2 separate regions of the Homo sapiens genome follow, and region 2 is linked to region 1. A link is a contact called in ENCODE Hi-C or POLR2A ChIA-PET data. All regions are on one chromosome and are shown on one strand. Each heading gives the region's core, a stretch centred on a gene start or an enhancer-like site at or near the end of the contact. The rest is flanking DNA. Distances are from core to core; before and after follow the strand shown. Region 1 has its middle 20 kb from the start of PIK3AP1. Region 2 holds the start of AVPI1 (arginine vasopressin induced 1).

The links. Hi-C counts contacts between places; a loop is a spot of excess contacts on that map. ChIA-PET counts read pairs that join two places held with the same protein, here RNA polymerase II (POLR2A).
Region 2: a map of CD14-positive monocyte shows a loop between it and region 1 (5-fold over the local background). The contact joins the promoter of AVPI1 here to the enhancer-like site in region 1. A Hi-C loop is called at or near these places in 1 of 168 maps with a recorded cell type or tissue (CD14-positive monocyte). POLR2A ChIA-PET finds 5 or more read pairs at or near these places in 1 of 52 experiments (GM10248).

The regions. Positions count from the first base shown.
Region 1 is chr10:96,737,015-96,744,105 of GRCh38, forward strand. It overlaps the pseudogene RNU6-1274P. Among named protein-coding and RNA genes, the nearest start is that of PIK3AP1, 20 kb to the left of the region's middle. RefSeq lists enhancers at 4,184-4,253, 7,076-7,091. Within about 2 kb of position 4,062, at least 10 of the 41 ENCODE cell types and tissues checked have a DNase peak (open chromatin) inside an H3K27ac peak, as active enhancers do; they include CD14-positive monocyte, where a contact is called at or near this core.
Region 2 is chr10:97,685,019-97,692,173 of GRCh38, forward strand. It overlaps AVPI1 (arginine vasopressin induced 1), which reads right to left and starts at 2,223. Exons shown (of 3, transcript NM_021732.3): 1 at 1,748-2,223. RefSeq lists enhancers at 1,360-2,313, 2,047-3,246, 2,314-3,267 and a silencer at 2,210-2,589.

The DNA of each region.
Region 1 (7,091 bases), core at 2,812-5,311:
ACAGAGTTTCCATATATCCTGCCCGCTTCTCATATAACCCCTCCCACCACAGTTTTCCCTATTTTTAACATCTTGCATTAGTGTAGTACGTTTATTACAATTAATGAATCAATATTGGTACATTACTATTAACTAAGGTCCATAGTTTACATTAAGATTTACCCTGTATTGTATACTTCCATGGGTTTTGATATATGTATAATGTCATGTGCCCACCATTACAGTATCAAACAATCATTTTGCCACACTAAAAGTTCACTGTGCTTCATTTATTCATCCCTTCCTGAACACTCCTGAACTCCTGGCAACCATTAATCATTTTATTGTCTCTACAGTTTGTGATATGGTTTGGCTCTCTATCCCCATTCAAATCTCATCTCAAATTGTAATCCCCATGTGTAGAGGGAGGAACCTGGTGGGAGGTGATTGGATCATGGGGGTGGTTTCCCCCATACTGTTCTCATGATAATGAGGAAGTTCTCACAAGGTCTGATGGTTTTAGAAGTGGCAGTTTCTCCTGCGCACTCTCTCTCTCCTGCAGTCTTATGAAGAAGGTGCTTGGTTTCCTTAGGCCTCCTCAGACATGTGGAACTGTGAGTCAATTAAACCTATTTTCTTTATAAATTACCCAGTCTTAGGTAGTTCTTTATAGCAGTGTGAGAACAGACTAATAAAGTTTGCCTTTTCCCAAATGTCATACAGTATGCAGCCTTTTCAGACTGGCTTCTTTCACTTAGCAATATGCATTTAAGTTTCCTCCATGTCTTTTCATGGCTTAAGAGCTCACTTCATTTATCATTTAGTAATATTCCATTGTATGGATATACTATAGTTGGTTTATCCACCTATTGAAGGACAGCTTGATTGTTTCCAGCCTTTGGCAATTGTGATTAAAGGTACTTACGAACATTTGCGTGGAGGGTTGTTGTTAGTTTTTGTTTTTCAGGGTTTTTTTTGAGGCAGGATCTCACTCTGTTGCCCAGGCTGGAGTGCAGTGGTAGGATCATAGCTCACTGCAACCTCAAAACCTTGAACTCCTGGGCTCAAGCAATCCTCCTACCTCTTGAGTAGCTAGGACTATTAATTTTTAAACTTTTTGTAGAGATAGAGGCTTGCTACGTTGGGCTCAAACAATCCTCCTGCTTGGCCCTCCCAAAGTGCTGGGATCACAGGCCTAAACCACAGCACCTGGCCTGTGGGCAGACTTTTATGTGGACATAATTTCAATTGGGTAAATACCTAGAAGCACAATTGCTGAATTATACAGCAATTTGCAGTCCCCTAATGACATATGGTGTTGAGTATCTTTTCATATACTTATTTGCCATCTGTATATCTTCTTTTGTGAAGTGCCTATTTAGGTATTTTGTCCATTTTATAATCGGACTGTTTGGGGTTTTTTTACTGTTGAATTTTAAGAGTTCCTTGTATATTTTGGATGCAAGTTCTTTATTTCTCAGGTGCATGTCTTGCAGAAATTTTCTCCCAATCTATGGCTTCTCTTTACAGTCTGAACAGTGTCAAACTTTCACAGAGCAGTAGTTTTTTGTTTTAATGAAGCCCAACTTGTCAATTTTCTTGTTTCATGCGTTGTGCTTTGGTGTTATATCTAAAAAGTAACAGCCAAACCCAAGTAACCAAGCTTTTCTCTGATGTGAGCTTCTCAAATTTTGATAGGTGTGTGCTTTACATTTAGATCTATAATCCATTTTGAGTTACAGGCATACCCTGTGTTATTGCACTTCACTTTATTGTACTTCTCAGATTTTGTGTTTTTTTACAAATGGAAGGTTTGTGACAACCATGCACTGAGCAAATCTATTGGTACGTTTTTCCAACAGCATGTGATCACTAGTGTCTCTGTGTCACAGTTTCATAATTATTGCAATCTTTCAAACTTTATTTTATGGTTATATCTGTTATGGTGATCTATGATCAGTGATATTAGATGTTACTATTGCAATTGTTTTAGGGCACCCAGAACTGTGCCCATATAAGATAGTAAAATAGTTTGTATCTTTCATGGAATTGGTTAATTTCATCTAAGTTTTCAAATTTGTAGGCATAGAGTTTGTTCATAATATTTTTTTTTTTTGAGACGAAGTCTCACTTCGTTGCTCAGGCTGGAGTGATCTCAGCTCACTGCAACCTCTGCCTCCTGGGTTCAAACAATTTTCGTGCCTCAGCCTCCCAAGTAGCTGGGATTACAGGCACGCATCGCCACGCCTAGCTACATTTTTGTATTTGTAGTAGAGAGGGGGTTTCACTATGTTGACCAGACTGGTCTCGAACTACTGGCCTCAAGTGATCCACCTGCCTCAGCCTCCCAAAGTGCTGGGATCAGGTGTGAGCCACCAGGCCCAGCTGCTTTATTATCCTTTTAATGTCCATGAAATCAGTAGTGATGACTCCTCTTCTATTTTCCTCCTTCCTTCCTTCCTTCTCTTTCTCTCTCTCTTTCTTTTCAGGGTATCACTTTGTCACCCAGGCTGTAGTACAATAGTGCCATCTCAACTCACCACAGTCTCAAACTCCCTGGTTCAAGCAATCTTCCTGTCTCAGCCTCCCAAGTCGCAGGAACTACTTACTCTACACCAAGATGGGGACTACTACAGTGAGCCGAGATTGCACCACTGCACTCCAGCCTGGGCAACAGAGAGAGACTCCATCTAGAAAGAAAGAGAGAGAGGGAGGGAGGGAGGGAAAGAAAGAGAGAGAGAGAGGGGAGGGGAGGGAAGGGAAAGGAAGGGAAGGGAAGGAGGGAGGGAGGAAGGAAGGAAGAAAGAAAGAGAGAAAGAAAGAAAGAAATTATGTTTTTGAGACGGAGTCTCACTCTTGTTGCCCAGGCTGGAGTGCAATGGCGCGATCTTGGCTCACTGCAGCCTCCGCCTCCCGGGTTCAAGCGATTCTCCTGCCTCAGCCTCCCCAGTAGCTGGTATTACAGGCATGTGCCACCACACCCGGCTAATTTTTGTACTTTTAGTAGAGATGGGGTTTCGCCATGTTGGCCAGGCTGGTCTTGAACTCCTGACCTCAGGTGATCTGCCTGCCTCGGCCTCCCAAAGTGTTGGGATTACAGGCGTGAGCCACCACACCCAGCCAAAATAATATTTTTAAAATTAAGATAATTCTATCTACAAATGCAGAAAAGACTCCTGTTTTAGCTGTAGACTGCCTTGGTCCAGGGTACCGCAAAGCCTAGTTTAAGAGTCACTGCCAGGTCACACGTCATAGGTCCGTCACACACACTCAGCAGCCCTTCCACCGAGGCAGCCCTGACCTTCTGTTGAGCCTTGCCCCTTGGGCCGTCCTAGGCCTCCAAGAGCTGGCCATATGGGTAGGCCCAGATTCTCATGGGGGTCCTCCTACGCATGGTAAGTGGGAAAGAAATCAGCTTTCTCTCCTGGGCAGCTCATGGACTTTGCTGGGGGATGAGGGCTCCTCTGTGAACTGTGAGGGAGCTGTTGCCTCCTGAACCCTTCCCTGGAGGGTCTCCTTCCTCTGGGACTCTCTCGCCTCTGTGTCCCTTCACTAGCAATTGGTCTTGGGTCCTGACAACAGGGATCAGGGCTTGGGGCTATAGATTTTGTGTGTACATGATGTCTTCCTCATCTGGCATTTTCTACCTTCCAATGTCCTTAAAGTCCACATATGACTTGCCTAATCCAAAGCTCCTTTTCTATTTAGAATTTCTGCAAGCCTTTCCCACCCCTTCTTCTGTAACCTCCATTAGCTTAGGCACACTTCCCTTTCCCAGGTTGGCCAGCCCTCTGGCAGAAGTCCCTCAACCATCAGCCAATCCGAGTCTGGCAAGGCTCATGATTTAAAATAAATATATACATAGACATAGATGATGTAGATATAGCCACAGGTCCTTCTATTAGTGCTTGTTTTTCATCATTCTAAGGAATCCTCAACCACATAGACAGTTGACTAGAAGACCTCACACATGTGCATTGAAATTTCCTCCTGGATATGTCACCTCCCTCAAATTGTTCAAGCTCCCAAGAAGCTGTACAGGAAAGGGTCCCGGGTTTCAGGGTTGGAGAACTCAGCAGGGCGTCCCACGGATGTTTCGACACTTCCCGTTCCCCTTCTGGGCCCTGCGCCTGCCCTGAGCTGCAAAGTCGCCCAGAACAGCCACCTCTCCCTGCCTCACTGACTGCAGCTCTGCCCAGCAACATCTCCTTCCTGACTCATGAGGCAGCTCACTCCCTAAAAACCTCCCCTAAACCCCCTCCGTGTCCCTGCAGGGTCCTTCTTCCCCCATTTCCCCTGTCCACACACACTTCTCTCACTTGTCCCCACATTCTATTTATTTTTCAGTTTATTGTGGTTACTGATTTACCTTTTTTTTAATTTTAATTTTATTTATTTATTTTTGAGACAGAGTCTCGCTCTGTCACCCAGGCTGGAGCGCAGTGGTGCGATCTCAGCTCACTGCAACCTCTGCCACCTGGGTTCAAGCAATTCTCCTGCCTCAGCCTCTTGAGTAGCTGAGACTACAGGCGCCCACGACGACACCCAGCTAATTTTTGTATTTTTAGTAGAGACAGAATTTCATCATGTTGGCCAGGCTGGTCTCAAACTCCTGACCTCAGGTGATCCACCCACCTCAGCCTCTCAAAGTGTTGGGATTACAGGCGTGAGCTACAACGCCTGATTCCCTTATTTTTTTTCTTTAGAGAAATAAGGTATTGCTCTCTCGCCCAGGCTGTAGTACAGTGATGCAATCACAGCTCACTGCCACCTCAAAATCTTGGGCTCAAGCCATCTTCCTGCCTCAGCCTCCCGAGTAGCCGGGACTACAGACACATACCAACATGCCAAGCTAACTCAGTTCATTTTTGGTAGAGACCGGGTCTGGCTATATTGCCCAGGCTGGTCTTGAACTCCTGGCCTCAAGCAATCCTCCCACCTCAGCCTCTCAAAATGCTGGGATTACAGGCAGAATGCACCATGTCTGGCCTTGTTTTACTTTTTAATGTAAAACTAATATATATTTATCATGAAAGAGGAGGGACTGGGCACGGTGGCTCATGCCTGTAATACCAGCACTTTGGGAGGCTGAGGCGGGCAGATCACAAGGTCAGGAGTTCAAGGCCAGCCTGGACAATATGATGAAACCCTGTCTCTACTAAAAATACAAAAAGTATCTGGGCATGGTGGCGCGCACCTGTAGTCCCAGCTACTCCAGAGGCTGAGGTGGGCGAATTGCTTGAACCCAGAAGGCAGAGGTTGCAGTGAGCCGAGATCACGCCACTGCACTCTAGCCTGGGCGACAGAGCAAGACTCCATCTCAAAAAAGAAAGGGGAGGGGAGGGGGAGAGAGAGAGAGAGAGGAAAGGGAGGGGAGGGGAGGGGAGGTAAAGCAAGCCCTAGATGAGGAATTAACTAGTTCTGGATATGGACTGTGTTGGTGGGACCAACTTAAAGACAGAAGAAAAAGAATAGAAAAACCCGCTCCATCTCCTTTAGTGTTCCCTGCCTCCCCAGAAAAATATACTTTCTTAAAGGTGCAAATGAAAATTGTGAACCCAATGCTGGCTATGATCTTTTTGAGGTCCACTGAGCAACGCAATATTCTCCTTGGGTTAAATTTGTGTTACATTTATCTGAATCGATTGAAATTCAAGAAACTATAGGCAAAAAAGTATTTAATACTCAGTGCAGAAAAATTAAAACAGCAAAGTCAAAAGGCAAAAATAAAAATAAAAATAAGCCGCAGTCTCCTCAGTGAGCAGCAGCACCGTAACAAGACAATGCATTCAGGCTTTCCTGATGCTTCTATATAAACAGGTCGACAGTCTCTCATCTGTAATTCCCCCAGGCAAAAATCCCTGGAACCACAAGGTTGTTTTGTTTTTGTGTTTGTTTTCCAAGTTTGTAGTGAATTTATTTGGCTGCACCACCTGATCCAAACTGATGTGGTGCTATTTATATTCTTCAGTTATCTCACTTAATGTGAATACTCGTATGTTTCACTGCAGAAATATTAATGAATTTGGCTGTCGTGAGTTGCTACTTCAAGCACACTAAGGATGTTCCATAATTATACACCTTTGTAAAATCTGAAAAAGTTTGAATCACAAAATACATTGACCCCCAAGGGTCAGAACAGTGGACCTGAATACTTAAAAGAAGCGATGATAGTGCTCACTGCGGCAGCCCATATACTAAAATTGGGACAATACAGAGAAGATTGGCATGGCCCCTGTGCAAGGATGACATGCAAATTCACGAAGCATTCCATATTAAAAAAAAAATTGTTTTAGGCCGGGCACGGTGGCTCATGCCTGTAATCCCAGCACTTTGGGAGGCCGAGGCGGGCCGATCACTTGAGGTCAGGAGTTTGAGACCCACCTGATCAACATGGTGAAACCCTGTCTCTACTAAAAATACAAAAATTAGCTGGGCGTGGTGGCGGGCCCCTGTAATCCCAGCTACTCGAGAGGCTGAGGCAGGAGAATCTCTTGAACCCGGGAGGTGGAGGTTGCAGTGAGCCAAGATCACACCATCGCACTCCAGCCTGGGCAACAAGAGTGAAACTTCATCTCAAAAATAAAATAAGATACAAAAATTAGCTGGGCATGGGGTCATGCACCTATAGTCCCAGCTACTTGGGAGGCTGAGGCTCGAGAATCACTTGAACCTGGGAGGTGGAGGTTGCAGTGAACCGAGATTGCACCACTGCATTCCAGCCTGGGTGACAGAGCAAGACTCTGTCTAAACATAAATAAATAAAATAAAAATGTTAAGAATTAAAAAAAAATAAGTGATGATAAAACAGTGATGCTGTACAGCATCTACATGTTCTAGGTACTGCCAAGCACTTTGCATATATTAATCAAATGCTTGTAACAATTCTATAGGGTAACTACTATTACCTTCATCTGCATTTTACATATGAGGAACAGGATTACATTGTACCTACTGTTTCACGCTTGCTTTCTGCACTTAATATGTCTTGAACATATTTCAATTGAGTGAACATTCATCCACAGCACTGTGGCTGCATCATGCCCTGTTGTGCGGCTGTGCTATCATTTCACCTGTCCTCTGGTACTGGACACTTAGGTTGCTTCCATACC
Region 2 (7,155 bases), core at 973-3,472, 950 kb after region 1:
TAGTCCAGGAAAAGTCAGTGTATACTTGCACAATAGTACTTTTGAAAACTAGAAAATGAAACCATGGGGCTATTAAAAGATTACAAATGGACCTTTCATTTCAGAACTGACATAAAAGAAGGTAAGTATGGGTCTGTGTACAAACGAGTAAAGACCAATTGCAAAATACTTCAATTTGACACAAACTAGGTTGAAAGTGAACCCCAAAGGAAATACCAAACATTGAAAATGACAAAGTTCAACTTGTTTTGAAACAGGCAATAAGTGAAGAACTGTGGAACCCTAACAAAGAAATATATTTAAAAAGTGACTCACCATGCAATGAATTTGCAATATATAAATATGGCGCGCAATTGAGCACTCTTTGCAATATATGAAGTTCAGTTCAGACAGCTATTCTAGGAGAGTATCTCACTGCAGTCCCAGGGAGGCACAGGTAACCACCAGAGGCAGAACACATTTGGGTGAGCTGGCAACTCCTAGGTCCTCATGCAGGAGGAGGCCCCCTTCCAATAACCCAGGTGATAGCAATAATCTCTGTAATCAGGGGCCTAGGGGCTCTTAGAAAAATTACTGGAGGCTCTGGCCCAAGGCCTGAATCAACACTTGGGACCCTGGCCTGCTATCCTATACAGACATGCCACTGGACAGCAGCCAAAATCTGTGGCTCCTCAAATGGGAAGCCCAGTTCAAATCGCTGTGTGGGCTTCCCCACCAGCAGGGCCTAGCCTCAGGGAGGTATGCCGAGACAACTGGATATACATTGGCCTCCAAATCCATGCCCCTGGAGGTGGAGAAAGGAACTGGGCCCTTTCCCCAGACCAGTTCTCATATATGACCTGGAAATAAACTGCTACTAGATCTAGGGATAACCCTTTCAAGATTTCTAGAACCCTGAATTCTGGCTGTGCTGCTAACTGGGTGACCTTGGATAAGTCTCAGTTTCCCCTGCCACAAGTTGCTCGTCATCAAAATAGTATAAGGCCAGGCCTGGTGGCTCACGCCTGTAATCCCAGCACTTTGGGAGGCTGAGGTGGGAGGATTGCTTGAGCCCAGGAGTTCCAGACCAGCCTGGTCAACATAGCAAGACTGCCTCTATAAAATTTTAAATAAGCTTTTTAAAATAAATGGTGAGTATAAATAACTCTTAACAGGAAAAGGGAGATTAAGTTTGTGACGGCATTCCTTCTAGTACCTGGTATACCACAGACATTCTATGCATGCTGGTTGAATGAATAAATGATGAAGGGAAAGGCTGTTTGACTACCAGGGGCTATAGAATCATTGTCATTTTCATCATCACAGCCATCAACAAATCTGTGTACTTTTAAATCATAGCTTTATGATTAAAATCATAGAGGCAGCTTGTTCAGTGTCAAGCGCAGAACAGAGCACGTTCAGATGGGTGCTTTCTTTCCTCCTCACTTAAGGTGGCACTATTGTTATACCCATTTTACAGATGAGAAAGCTACACCCAAAGTCACACAGCTGGCAGGTGATGGAAGCTGGGACATGAACCCAGGCAGTCTGACCCCAGCACCCGGGCTCTCAAGCCACTGTTATTTTTGTTCCTGCCAGATGGCTGAGGAGGTCTTCTGGGGAAGGTCGGTCCCAGAAGCCTTTCGGAGGCTATCTGCTTCTGTAGATTGTGGAAGGAGCAGGGAGGGATCCAAAGTCAGGACTCCCAAGCTAGCCTCTGTACCCTCTGCACTCCACTGCCCGGTGGAGAATTGGAGCAGGTACTCACCACACTGAAGGGCAGCTCCGACAGACCTCAAATGGGGATGGGGCAAGCTAAGATGCGCCCACTCCAACCTCTTCCACAGCCTTCAGAAAGGGCAGGCGCAGCTCTGCGAAGGTGCTTACAAGGGCCAGTCGGTGATCACGGGCAGCACAAGAGCATGGCAGAGGGTATCCTGGCCGAGGTCCTAAGGCGACATCTGCAGCACGAGGAGGCCCCGGGACTCAGACGTGGCCGCTTCGCAGAACGACGGGGTCCTAAGTGGATCTGGCGGTCGCGTCCCGCTGGCACCCCGGCTCTGACTGTCGCCCTCCGGCTCCCACCGCAGCGCCGAGCTGGGCCGCCGACCTACGTACCTGGTTGCTTGAGGCAGGCCGCACGCAGCCCCAAACTGGTCCGGGCCACTTGGGTCACAGCCGCGGTTCCCGGGAGAAAGCGCTCCCTAGCCCCGGAACAGCCAATCCTCGGCCCTAGCCAGGTATGAGCTCCCAGGCGAGCCTTCCAAACCCAAGGCGGAGTTCCGTGCGCCAATCATCGGTGGGAGACAGGGAGGGGGCGTGTCCATCCCCGCCCCCCGCCTCCGCTGGCCTCGAAAGCGGAGTGCGAAGCTTCCTCAAACCTAATCGGCGGCGGAGCGGCGGTGAGGGGGCGTGTCTGCCCGGGCCCTGCCCACCGCCCTCTCCGCCCCCGCGCGGCGCCCGAGGCGCCCCCTTCATTGACGTCAGTCCCCAGGGCCAGCGCGGTTTTGCTGGCGCGGGAGCTGGGCGGGGCTGCATTCCTGCCCCAGGGTGCGGCGAAAGCTGGCCCTGCCGGGTACACGTGACGGATGCCCCTTCTCCTGGGCCCGAGGCCAGCGCGCGCGGCACTGACTGCCTTGCAGCGCGTGGCCCTCTGCAGATCCTCAGACTCTGCCGCTCAAGTCCCCTCCCAGCCCACCGTTTGGCTCCGGCTTTGAGGGAGAGGAGGGGGCAGTCTGCTGGAGTCAGACCTTGGGCTTCAAAGCCAGAATGTCGTGGGTTCAAATATTGGGTCATTTGTGCGACTTTGGGCCGGTTACCTAAACAAGACCGTATTTTAAAGTTTGTATGCATTCGGAAATGTTCATTAGTGACCTATGCTGTCCGAGTTCCTTGATAGGCCGTAAACAAGAGAGACGGAAAGACCTATAGCCCTTGTCCTGGGGAGTCTACAGCCTAGTAAGGGAGGCAGGCATTAAACAACCTAAAACATGGAGTATGTGATTACAGTTGTGATCAATGTTATGGCTATAAGAGGATAAATATGGAGGAACCTAAGCTTCCTCTGGGAGGTTCAGGAGGGCTGAAGAAGCAGCATTTAAGCTGAGATATAAAGAAGGAGTTGAAACTGGTCAAATGAAGAGGAGTGGATCTGGGGAGACTGCTTTAAGGAAAGAGGGAAAGGCATTTGGTTGGGCCAGGAGGTAGCTTGGCTCCGGAGGAATTAAATGCGACCCGGAGTAAGGCTAGCAAGAGAGAGCACGGTGGGAAGTAGAAGGCAGAGGCAGGCAGAGAAGGTTGCATGTGATCCTTGGAGGGGTTTAAACAAGGAATGGCATTATATGTACTGTGTTTATGTAACGGGCATTTTATAGTACTTACCACGTACCAGTAGTGTCAGTCAGCACTTTGCAAATTTCATCATCATGACAAGTTTGTGTTTTTAGAAGGTCACTCTGGCTGCAGTTTGGAACTTGGATTGGAGGGGGCAGGAGTGGAGGCAGGGTGTCCAGTAGGCCTCTGATAAATGCTTGTTTTGTCCTTGGAAGATGAAGTGTTTGTGCACTTGTTCAGCAATGCTCAGGAAAGGCTCCTGGGTCTCCCTGACTTCCTTTTTACTTCATAGCTGACCTCTTATCCATTTAAGCTTGATTTTTCTTCTGTAAAAGTTGTGGGTGGGAAGGGGAAGAGCCAGCACATGGGGCTTTGTGAATTCCTTGTTGCAGCGTGAAGGGGATGCTTGGGAGCTATTTGTCCTCACCCCATGATCTCCAGTTCCTCTCTCTGTCCTTCTGCACAAAAACAGCGTAAGTGTTGTTGTGCTGTGGCTAAAAGGGTTTTTTGTTTTGTATTTTTGAGACAGAGTCTCACTCTGTTGCCCAAGCTGGTGTGCAGTGGCACCATCTCAGTTCACTGCATCTTCTGCCCCCTGGGTTCAAGCGATTCTCCTGCCTTAGCCTCCCGAGTAGCTGAGACTACAGGCACGTACCACCACACCTGGCTAATTTTTGTATTTTTTAGTAGAGATGCAGTTTCACCATGTTGGCCAGACCGGTCTTGAACTCCTGACCTCAGGTAATCCACCTGCCTCGGCCTCCCAAAGTGCTGGGATTACAGGCGTAAGCCACCATGCCCGGCCGCTAAAAGGTTTTTTTGTTTGTTTGTTTGCTTTTTTTGAGACGGAGGCGCACTCTGTCGTCAGGCTGGAATGCAGTGGCACGATCTCGGCTCACCGCAACCTCTGCCTCCCGGGTTCAAGCGATTCTCCTGCCTCAGCCTCCCGAGTAGCTGGGATTATACGTGCAGGCCACCATGCCCGGCTAATTTTTGTATTTTTAGTAGAGATGGGGTTTCACCATGTTGGCCAGGATGGTCTCGATCAATTGACCTCGTGATCCTCCGGCCTCAGCCTCCCAAAGTGCTGGGATTACAGGCGTGAGCCACAGCGCCCGGCCCGTTAAAAAGGTTTTTACAGTGGCTTCTCTTCACTTTTCCTCAAGCCCTGGGGAACTGTTGAAAAGAACAAAGAAATCAGCGATGTTCGTCTCCAGTGGAAAGTATTGGTGCAGAGACTTTCAGCCAACTACTTTGCTAAGGAGGGGACTGTGCAGGCTCCTAAACCAAAGGCTGAGCTTCTGAGCCAGTGACTCCCACTGGCCCATTCTAACCAATGGGGAAGCCAGACTCTTGGCATATCAGTGCTGGGTGAACCTAGGAACTCTGATGCCATGAGCTTAGATGAGCATCCCGAGGTAGGAATTGGGAACTTGTGGTTTCTGGCTCAGATGTGACTAAGGCTGGGTGGAGCGTATCTGGTATCTCCAAACATTTTTGCAGGCATGTGACCATGTGCTTACCACACAATGGAACCATTTCTGTTGTTACAGCTTTGTGATTCAATACTTCTGGCGAGAAGGTGGGGCACTCCACAGTTGTGTGGGCCATGTAAGCCTCACCAGAAGTGGAGTAACATCTGAGACCCACAGAATGGTGCTGGAGACAGTAATCACCCCGGACGGGGCCCTGTTTAGAGAAAGTCAACTCTGGGGAATGGAAACCTCATGAAATTCAGGCCCAAACTTGAGTTTACCCAGGGGCCTAGATTAAAGTGAGTTTAGTGAGGAACTCCCTTCAGGCATAAAATTTAAGAGGGCACCAAAAAATTCAGGAAACCCAAGATAAATAATATCTTAACACAATATTTTTAAAAATCGAAATTAATGCAAAAAATCCATGATGAACAGAATATCAACATTTAAAATATAGGCAGACTATTGTTTATGACCTTGCATTATTTTGCAATGGGAACAGTCATTACCAATCAGCCCATGGTTCCCAGGCAGACTGCCACTGCGTGTCCTGACAAGTGGCTTTATGAGAGTTGACAATAACATGTGAACAGATTGAATAACATGGAACTTTATATGTAGTCTTTTTTTTATTGGAATGCTTTTATCCACTTGTTCTATTTGGTTCAAAATATGGAAGGTAAGTGCATATAGGACATATATTTTTTCTTTTGTCTTGGGCTCGAATATGGTTCAACTCAGTACTGGTTTTTACCCTCAAAGGAAGTAAAGTCTAGGAAGGGGGTTCTAGCTGTTTTACCTTAAGCAAATGACTTAATTCCTCTGCCTATTTTCTTGTCTTTTTTTTTCTTTTTTTTGAGACAGAGTCTTGCTCTGTCACCAGGCTGGAGTATAGTGGCCCAATCTCAGCTCACTTCAACCTCTGCCTCCCGGATTCAAGTGATTCTCCTGCCTCAGCCTCCTGAGTAGCTGGGACTACAGGCGTGTGCCACCACGCCCAGCTAATTTTTGTATTTTTAGTACAGACAGGGTTTCACCATGTTGGCCAGGATGGTCTCTATCTCTTGACCTCGTGATCTCTCTGCCTCGGCCTCCCAAAGTGCTGGGATTACAGACGTGAGCCACCCAACCTGGCCTCTTTTTCTTGTCTTTAAAATGAGAATAATCACACCACTTTTCAGTGTTGCTGTGAAGATGAATTGAGGTACTGTAGGCTGAGTTCTTAATATACACCTTGCTATAGACACTAAACCAGCATTGGACTCCTTCCCTCTTTCTATCCTGCAGGAATGGTTCAAGCAGCTGGACAGTTATGGTTCCCTAATGGGGCTGACACTTATTCCCATGGGTTTCTTATTGCTATTTGTCCTGTTCTGGGCAAAGCAGAGAGAACTTTTACACTCAACTGACATGCAACAGTGCAACTTTTGAATTAACTCTGATTTTCTTGATAAATAATCATGGGCATTCTAAACTTTTTAAGAAAGCCCCTTCTGCTTATGACATTACACAAGGCAGCTAGACTATAGCCCTCTTCTATCAAGTGACAATCTGGACAGGCGAAAAATAGCAAAGTCCTTATAGAAAAATGGTACAAGCTGGGCGCCGTGGCTCACGCCTGTAATCCCAGCACTTTGGGAGGCTGAGGCGGGTAGATCACAAGGTCAGCAGTTCGAGAACAGCCTGACCAACATGGTGAAATGCCATCTCTACTAAAAATACAAAAAAATTAGCTGGGCGTGGTGATGGGCGCCTGTAGTCCCAGCTACTTGGGAGACTGAGGCAGGAGAATCGCTTGAAACTGGAAGGTGGAGGTTGTAGTGAGCCGAGATTGTGCCACTGCACTCTAGCCTGGGCAACGAGAGCAAAACCCTGTCTCAAAAAAAAAAAAAAAAAAAAAAGAAAAGAAAAGAAAAAAGAAAAATGGTACATTATAGAAGCACTAAAAAAGTACACTATTCATGTAGATTAGAATTAAAGGTCAGTATTGTATTAGCCTGCTGTAACAAAATACCGTAGACTGGGTGGCTTAAACAACATTTATTTTCTCACAGCTTTGAAGGCTGGGAAGTCCAAACTTAAGATGCCAGCCAATTCCATTTCTGGTGAAGGCTCTCTTCTTGGCTTGTAGATGGCCACCTTCTCACTGTGTTCTCACATGCTGAAAGAGAGACAGAGAGAGCATTTGTGAGTAAGCTCTGGGGTCTCTTCTCTTCTCACAAGGACATTCATCCTTATCTTTTTTTTTTTTTTTCTTTTTGAGACAGAGTCTTGCTCTGTTGCCTAGCCTAGAGTGTAGTGGTGAGATCTCGGCCACTGCAACCTCTGCCTCCCCGGTTCAAGTGATTCTCCTGCCTCAGCCTCCCAA